Regions from separate parts of the Homo sapiens genome. Here region 1 is linked to region 2. Evidence: read pairs that join two places in POLR2A ChIA-PET (ENCODE). Cell type or tissue: OCI-LY7. All regions are shown on one strand. Links, peaks and the distances in the headings refer to the core of each region. The heading gives the core; the rest is flanking DNA.

Region 1 (4,546 bases), core at 214-4,213, 180 kb after region 2:
AAAGTATGAAGTTATAAATTTGAAATATTTCCAGCAGTAGCTGCAATTTGATAAGGGACTCATTTGCAGACCTAAAGCTTGAGTCGAAGAAGCAAAGTTATGATGGTAAAACAAGATATGTAGTTAAATTGAGGGTCAGGACCCCTGAAACCACAGGATATAACTGGTCTTCTATTTCTATTAAACGTGTCAAGTTGGTAGCATTCCCCAAAGTTTCTTGGGACTCCAGAAATTGCATGTTGGGAGATAATTCTCCATGGGTCTCTCACATTTCTGCACGTCTTACAAGCAGAAACATTGACTGCCTCTGTTCCAGACTATTGTTTCAAGCCATCATCTATGGGTGGTACAGGTAGTGTTTTGCTCTGAAGCAAAGGGCAAGTTTGCCTTCAGCTCTGGAATATAGAGACAGTGTCTCCTAGGGCAAAAGACAGACATGCTTATGGCCCATTATAAATGATTTGGGTTCTCTGAACTCAGGGTTCTTCATTTATAATACTCCCCGTTGCATGTGCAAATATCACCTGCTCCTCTTTACATTGCCAGGCAGTATTTGAGGTTTAAGGGGCTGGTATAAATGCTGATATTCTGTCTACTGTTAATGCTATAAGTAATAAACTGTCCTTGGTTTATTATATAACCAAGGAGTATATATAACCCAGGAGTATTATATCTTCTGCCAGCACCCATGAAACTGACAGGCTAACTTAGCTTGCAAATAGGATACAATTTCAGGCCCTTTTCAGCTTTTGAGACATATAATCAAAATATATAGAAAAACAATTCAGGGAGTATATAGATTAAAAAGAGTTTCCTATTTAAAAAAAAAATTTTTTTGGCTTGGGAATACAAAATTAAAACCAAACCACAGTCTAGAAGTCCAATATACTTGAAATTTGGCTTCAACAAGTTAAATATTTTTCCAATGCACCTAAAGTGCTTAGGTGTTCCTTATTAGTATTTGATATTTCTATGACCAAACATTCTCTGTTTACTTTTAAAGAGCTTCCACAAAATTTTTATCCTGTAAGATACAACTATTTGGGGCCGGGCGCAGTGGTTCACGCCTGTAATCCTAGCACTTTGGGAGGCCGAGGCAGGCGGACTGCCGGAGCTCAGGAGTTCGAGACCAGCCTGGGCAACACAGTGAAACCCCATCTCTACTAAAAATACAAAAAATTAGCCAGGCGTGGCTGCGTACACCTGTAGTTCCAGCTACTGGGAAGGCTGAAGCAGGAGAATTGCTTGAACCCAGGAGGCGGAGGTTGCCATGAGCCGAGATGGCGCCACTGCACTCCAGCCTGGGCTACAGTGCAAGACTCCATCTCCAAAAAAAGAAAAGAAAAGGAAAGAGAAAAGATACAACTATTTGGGAGGTAGGTGGGAAAAGGCTCCTTTACGATTAACTAAAGACTTCAAGGTCTATTTCAATTATTCTTATAGACCCAAAACCCAGTAGAATATCTCAAATGTCTTAGAAATCCTTAACTTAAAGGATAATATAAGGAATGTCTTTTGAATGCATGGCCTGTATTCATTTCTACTTACAGCATCATTAGCAACATCAGTGAATACGCTGAAGACTGTGAACTCTGACCTCGTAAAGTAGTACATGTGCAGCATTACTGCAGGTTAATCTTCATTATCACTGTCACTCTTTAAATACCCAGACAAGACATAGTGTCAAGAAGAAAGCATCTGTTTGTCATCATGCAACATGTAGTCCTGACCACATGAGAAAGAACAATCCAGAGCCTCCCATATATGAGAGGAAGTCTCTGGAACACAGTAACTCTAAAAAATTCATTCATTGGGCTGTTACCTCCCAAGGTCATCCTGGTGCAAAGGTCACCTAAAAAAACTATGGGAAGGTTCTGGGATGAACGAAAACAGCACAATGTTGAATTTATGCCACAGCTGTGATAAAGGGAAAAGAACATAGATTGTAGATTCAGGAAAATGCTATTCAAATTCTGGTTCCACTCTGAGCAGTCATGAAACTTTGGGTATATTTTTTTACCTTCTCTGAGCTCAAATTCCTTATGTAAAAATTGTGATACTATTATATGAACTGTGATAAAACCTGACAAGACTGTTTTGAGGATTACAATATAATGTTACGTGCAAAATGTCTGACACATAATGAACTCCTAATAGGTATTTGTTGAATCTAAACTGCAGAGAAGGCCCTGAGCAGTGCTAGGCCTTACAGATTGACATGATACAGAATCCTCAGACCCATTAAAAACTTGATGAGCAGGGCACAGTGGCTCACGCCTGTAATCCCAACACTTTGGGAAGCCGAGATGGGTGGATCACCTGAGGTTGGGAGTTCGAGACCATCCTGACCAACATGGAGAAATCCCATCTCTACTAAAAATACAAAATTAGCCAGGTGTGATGGCACATGCCTGTAATCCCAGCTATTTGGGAGGCTGAGGCAGGAGAATCGCTTGAACCTGAGAGGTGGAGGTTGTGGTGAGCCAAGATGGCACCACTGCACTCCAACCTGGGCAACAAGAGCAGAACTCCATCTCAAAAAAACAAAAACAAAACAAAACGAAACAAAACGCCTGATGAAGCCGGGCTCAGTGGCTCACGCCTGTGATCCTAGCACTTTGGGAGGCTGTGGTGGGCGGTCAGGAGTTTGAGACCAGCCTGGCCAACACGGAAAAACCCCATCTCTACTAAAAATACAAAAACTAACCAGGCATGGTGGCAGGTGCCTGTAATCTCAGCTACTCAGGAGGCCGAGGCTGGAGAATCACTCGAACCCAGGAGGTGGAGGTTGCAGTGAGCCTAGATTATGCCACTACACTCCAGTGTGGGCGACAAGAGCAAAACTCCATCTCAAAAACAAAACAAAACAAAATAACACCACATATCTACAACTATCTGATCTTTGACAAACCTGAGAAAAACAAGCAATGGGGAAAGGATTCCCTATTTAATAAATGGTGCTGGGAAAACTGGCTAGCCATATGTAGAAAGCTGAAACTGGATCCCTTCCTTACACCTTATACAAAAATAAATTCAAGATGGATTAAAGACTTAAACATTAGACCTAAAACCATAAAAACCCTAGAAGAAAACCTAGGCAATACCATTCAGGACATACGCATGGGCAAGGACTTCATGTCTAAAACACCAAAAGCAATGGCAACAAAAGACAACATTGACAAATGGGATCTAATTAAACTAAAGAGCTTCTGCACAGCAAAAGAAACTACCATCAGAGTGAACAGGCAACCCACAAAATGGGAGAAAATTTTTGCAACCTACTCATCTGACAAAGGGCTAATATCCAGAATCTACAATGAACTCAAACAAATTTACAAGAAAAAAAAACCCCATCAAAAAGTGGGCGAAGGACATGAACAGACACTTCTCAAAAGAAGACATTTATGCAGCCAAAAAACACATGAAAAAATGCTCACCATCACTGGCCATCAGAGAAATGCAAATCAAAACCAAATGGCAATCATTAAAAAGTCAGGAAACAACAGGTGCTGGAGAGGATGTGGAGAAATAGGAACACTTTTACACTGTTGGTGGGACTGTAAACTAGTTCAACCATTGTGGATGTCAGTGTGGCGATTCCTCAGGGATCTAGAACTAGAAATACCATTTGACCCAGCCATCCCATTATTGGGTATATACCCAAAGGACTATAAATCATGCTGCTATAAAGACACATGCACACATATGTTTATTGCGGCACTATTCACAATAGCAAAGACTTGGAACCAACCCAAATGTCCAACAATGATAGACTGGATTAAGAAAATGTGGCACATATACACCATGGAATACTATGCAGCCATAAAAAATGATGAGATCATGTCCTTTGTAGGGACATGGATGAAATTGGAAATCATCATTCTCAGTAAACTATCGCAAGAACAAAAAACCAAACACCACATATTCTCACTCATAGGTGGGAAGTGAACAATGAGAACACATGGACACAGGAAGGGGAACATCACACTCTGGGTACTGTTGTGGGGTGGGGGGAGGGGGGAGGGATAGCATTGGGAGATATACCTAATGCTAGATGACGAGTTAGTGGGTGCAGTGCACCAGCATGGCACATGTATACATATGTAACTAACCTGCACATTGTGCACATGTGCCCTAAAACTTAAAGTATAATAATAAAAAAAAATTTAAAAAAAACAACAAAAAACCTGATTGCATGACTTTGCCTACTTAAAATGAGTCTATTTTTTCCTTATGTTAGGTAAAGTGCTCAGCACCTTCAGTAAACAAGCATCAGTCAGCTCTAGACAAAACAAAAAAACTTTATAGCTGAGCTAGGGTTAACCTTATTTCTGAAATTATTACATTAAGATAAAGGTGAAAATAGATGGATTTATACCTGCTAATAGAGAGTCTGAACGCCAAATAGGAAATTTGGGCTTTATTCCATAAGCAATAATGACAGCTTAAGAAAAACTATTCTGATAGCAATACATGAAATGGTTTGGTGGTAGTCAAAAAATAAAGTAAGAAAGATCAAGGCCAGACACTGTGACTCGTGCCTGTA
Region 2 (4,546 bases), core at 411-4,410:
AACAATGTTAATACCACAGACTGCAGGGTCCCCTGTAACCCTGATATTAACTTAGTAATATGAGTGATAATTATTCAGGAGGAAAATAAAGCCAAAATGTATTTTGGGGGCCTATAACCACTTATTGACTAAATTAGCATTTGTGTCCATTTGCTGTAAACTACTTCAAATTAAAGTACCCAAACACTGTTCTTTTTTATGTATATATAATAGTCTCATGGAAAAAAATTATAGCTGCATTTTACTTTATGTTCTATTTTAGATGCAGATAGTTGGACTGAATACATTTAAAATGTAATTGAATGGCCAAAGGATAAAAATATCCTTTTCTGACTCAGAATAGTTCAATCTGTCATTGTAATTTAAAAAAAAATGAATTCACACTTAAAAAAAATAGGTTAATGGAATAGAAATTTGTCTTCCTGTTTTATGTTGCCCTCTCTCCTCCAGTCCACTTGCCAGAAGACATTTCAAGTGCAATCCCTCTGAAAGCTACAGATTTAATAAGTTAATGGATGGTTACCATTCTCATTACTAGGCTGATTCTATTCAGTTTAGATCTAGAAAAATCTTTTTGTTGTTGTTGTTTCTGTACAATTTCCTGCCATTAAAGAAAAAAAATCAAGTGACATAGTGAATAGAAGAGAAGAGCAAACAGGGTTGGTTTCTGCAGCAATTTCACGAGTATTATTTTCCCCTTTTGAGATTCAAAATGAGACAAAGACACTCCTCTGTATTTCTAATGAAAAAGTGAGCAATAAATTTACAAACCTGTGCTGAGCCAAATGAACTCATTACCATGTTAAACAGTTTAACACATTTTGATCAATATATTAGCTGCACAAACACAAATATGCTATAGTATTATTACAATGTAAACAAACCTGACTGGCCTATGCTAATAAGCAATAAGACATAAAAGATGTAAAAGGATTAGGATATTTGAAGAAAAGCCAAATACCTTTAATACTCCCCAGAAATGGCATTCTCGCAACTCTTTTGTACATATGTATAAATCCCTTAAACACAAAGAAGTCTTACAAATTTATTCCTATTCCTTTACGAAGTTAGTTAAAAATAAATGAACAAGAAATTAAACAGAAGGTACTGTAATGAAGTTAGAATATTCTAACTGAAAAACAATTACAATGAAACAATTTAGATTCCTGTAGAATTATAAACATTTTTCAAGGGATATTATGCAATGCAATTTTTTTTTTTTTTTTTTTTTTTTGAGACACAGTCTCACTCTGTTGCCCAGGCTGGAGTGTAGTGCCTCAATCTTGGCTCACTGCAGCCTCCGCCTCCCGGATTCAAGTGATTCTCCTGCCTCAGCCTCCTGAATAGCTTGGATTACAGGCACCTGCCACCATGCCCGGCTAATTTTTTATTTATTTTTATTTTTTTATTTTTAGTAGAGACGGGGTTTCACCATGTTGGCCAGGCTCGCTTCGAACTCCTGACCTCAAGTGATCCACCTAACTCGGCCTCCCAAAGTGCTAGGATTACAGGCGTGAGCCACTGCGCCCAGCCCATTGCAATTTTTAAAACCACGTTTTCTTCTTACTCTTGAAACTCAAAACACTGCAGGTTTATTTCATAGTTTTTAAAAAATACACTTATTAGAGTAAGAGCTTTCGTTTCTCAGAAAAAGAGCTTTGTGATTTAAAGTAGCATAATAAATGCTTAGATTTCTCTTCAAATACATTTGTATACCTCATCTTTCAACTAAGAGGATTAGTTTTCAACAATGCATAATTGACAGAAAATTGTGTTGAAATTGTAGTATTATTTAATTCTGGGAATTTAGCCAGTCAGATATCAGAGATACATAGTTCTTTGCACAGAACTGGAAAAATATCAACAGTATGTAAATGTGCTTACTGCTCTTCCATTGTTCTAACTCCTCTATCAAAATTATATTCAAATTTCACAGAAGTGAAAGCAATAAGCTTAATTCTTGTCCTGAAAGAGAGACAATTGTTTTAATTAAAAAAGTTACCTTCCTAGTTTCAGACATTTAATCAAACAAAACCTCTAACTCTGAGACACCTTTAGGGCCTTTACTAGAAAAATCCCCTCTGTAGCCGTTGGCACAAACTTGACAAACTTGCTGAACCGTGCAGATGTTGAAGCAGCTCTCAGTTACATTGGGGAAGAAGGGAACTAGACATTCCACAGCTGCCTACAACGGCTTCCTTCCCGGGGCACAGGTGCAGGCTCCATCAAGCTCGATCACTTTGCAGAGCAACTGGGGATCCCAAGCAGGGGAAAAGAAATTCCAGGGCAGCTTAAATTTCTCCCAGTACCACAGCAAGAAGTAACACTACTTAAAAAGTAACCAGTTACTTCCAACAATTATGTGTGAGGGTGGGTGAGGAGGGGGGCAAGGAAGAATGAAGAATAATATCTCCAGTAAGAAAAAATAAAAGATGTTTCATATTTTTAAAATTTCAAGCTACTCAGACCTTCCTTAGGTCTTTGTTATGAAAATAACTATGAATATCTGGTCTTTATTCCTGATCAATTTTTTTTTTCTTTAGGGGTGGGGAGAGAACAGCCAAGTTGAAAAAATACAGAACTTAACAGTTATTTCAACAATTGTAATGTAACACATTCATTGCAGGGTTTTAAAAGGATGTAATGGCAGTAATATCGTGTTTAAATGTATTCCACTCTTCCATTTTATGAGTATACATTCTCACAAGTTCTTTTAAACATTTTTAAATACTAAAATAATTGTATTAATGATATGGTGTGACCAAAAACAAGCAGCCAGGGAATATTCTTCCCTACTTGAGGATAACTGATGCTACAGCAGATGCCATTTCCTTAGGGTAAACCAGAAAGGAAGGGGTTAATAAACATGTAGCTCCACTAAACAACTGAAATACACAGATCACTATTCCCCATAAAATTATACTTTTATACTAATCTTCTGGGGTAGTAAAATACAATATGTAGATGCATACATAGTTTTTATACCTTAAATTTATAATATTGTTAAAATTATTACTTTTTACTTGGTTAGAAAACCATTACTGTACCACCACATAAGCACTTGCAAGAATTCACCAGATACAATAATAAAACAAAAATGATGGTGATGTTACAATTAATTGTGGGATCAAGCACTATGCTGAAAGCCTTCCATAAATCACTTCACCTACCCCTCCCAATGACATTATTTCCATTTTATAAATGAAGAAATTAACTTATAAAGTCACTAAGCTAGTCAATGGTACAGCCAGAATTTAAATTTTTTTCTTCTAAAGTCCATACTCTTGGTATTATGCTGTATTGTCTTGAAAATGACATTTGTACATTAATTTGGAACATTTTAAGTATTTTTGAAATCAATTTTAAAGGTTTAACATTACATCATTAAATTGTTATATTCAGAGCAAAATGGCCTCTCTACATGAGATGTACTAGTTAAATCTTGCTTATATTGCTTATGATACCTTTTTCTTCTCTAACTACTGATTTTTTAATAGCCAAAAAAGCTCATTTCAGCCTAGAGTATTAGTAATACAATTTCCTAAATGTTTTCATATGTTTCCTAAATTTCAGATGTCTTTTTATTTTAGATTGATCCTCATGGCCGCAAGTCAAGTAGCTAATAGATAATTAATTTTATGTTACATAACAGACAGGCATGTAAACACTAAACTAGGTCTGAGCATTTGGAATAAGAAAACTTTTTTATTCCATATTGATGCTAAAATATCAACAGGAAGACTTGAAGCCTCAAAAGGCCTTTGTTTATAGTTCAACAACATTCCTCTGAGACAGTGCAATATACTACAAGCAAGGAGAAATACGAGGCAGAAGTTGGTAACATCTGGGGTGTGCATAGAACTTCTGGTTAATGGAAGTTCCAAGATGTATAAATAAAAAACGATGTGTGAGTTGGTGGAAAAAACTGTAAGGCAAGTCAATTTTTTAATTAAAAAATTATGTAGCATAAACAATGCTAATGAGCCACAAGTCCCAAGAGATTAGTATTGTATCTGCTTCATTTTAATGTTTCATTCACTTTTCGTAAGTTACATCTACTCACTTGAAATATCTCAAGCAGAACCCTTTTTGTAAAATAGAGTTTTGAAGATATTCTTTGTCCTTGTTCTCAATAGGTCACCATTTTCTACTCAAGCTGTCGAGGACAAATCACACACACAAACACACACACACACTCACACACACACACACAGCCCTAAAATCTTTAAATGAATCACCAGAAAGTAAATACCTGGAAGTTCTTCATAAATTTCATCATCTATTGGTTGACTGCTTGTTAGTGGATTGCTTATTGGTAGAGGATGATCAACATCATCATATAATTCTCCTCTCTCATCATAATCCTCAGGAATAATATCAGATTCCATATCTATAAAACACATTTCATGAAGTAAATTTTAAAAGAATGCAGAAGATATTTTTAAAACTATACTTTATAAATAAATGCAGCCCTACAAAGCAACAACAATATTGTTATATGTTATGTCCTTAACTAAAAACATGTTTAAAAATTGTTTTGTAAATA

What was found. ChIA-PET counts read pairs that join two places held together with the same protein. Peaks named below come from ENCODE experiments on the same cell type or tissue, not always from the same donor. Only the 100,000 strongest peaks of a DNase experiment are listed, where the experiment ranks them.
Region 1: POLR2A ChIA-PET joins it to region 2 with 5 read pairs; 2 of 35 experiments call an interaction of 5 or more read pairs at or near these places.

Annotation. Positions count from the first base shown.
Region 1 is chr7:26,901,027-26,905,572 of GRCh38, forward strand. No RefSeq gene overlaps it. Among named protein-coding and RNA genes, the nearest start is that of SKAP2, 39 kb to the left of the region's middle. In OCI-LY7, for the core only: no CTCF peak of the experiment used is centred there; no DNase peak of the experiment used is centred there.
Region 2 is chr7:26,721,176-26,725,721 of GRCh38, forward strand. SKAP2 (src kinase associated phosphoprotein 2) reads right to left here. Exons shown (of 13, transcript NM_003930.5): 9 at 4,253-4,390. Among named protein-coding and RNA genes, the nearest start is that of LINC02860, 86 kb to the left of the region's middle. In OCI-LY7, for the core only: no CTCF peak of the experiment used is centred there; a DNase peak (open chromatin) is centred at 2,126; H3K27ac peaks cover 699 bases.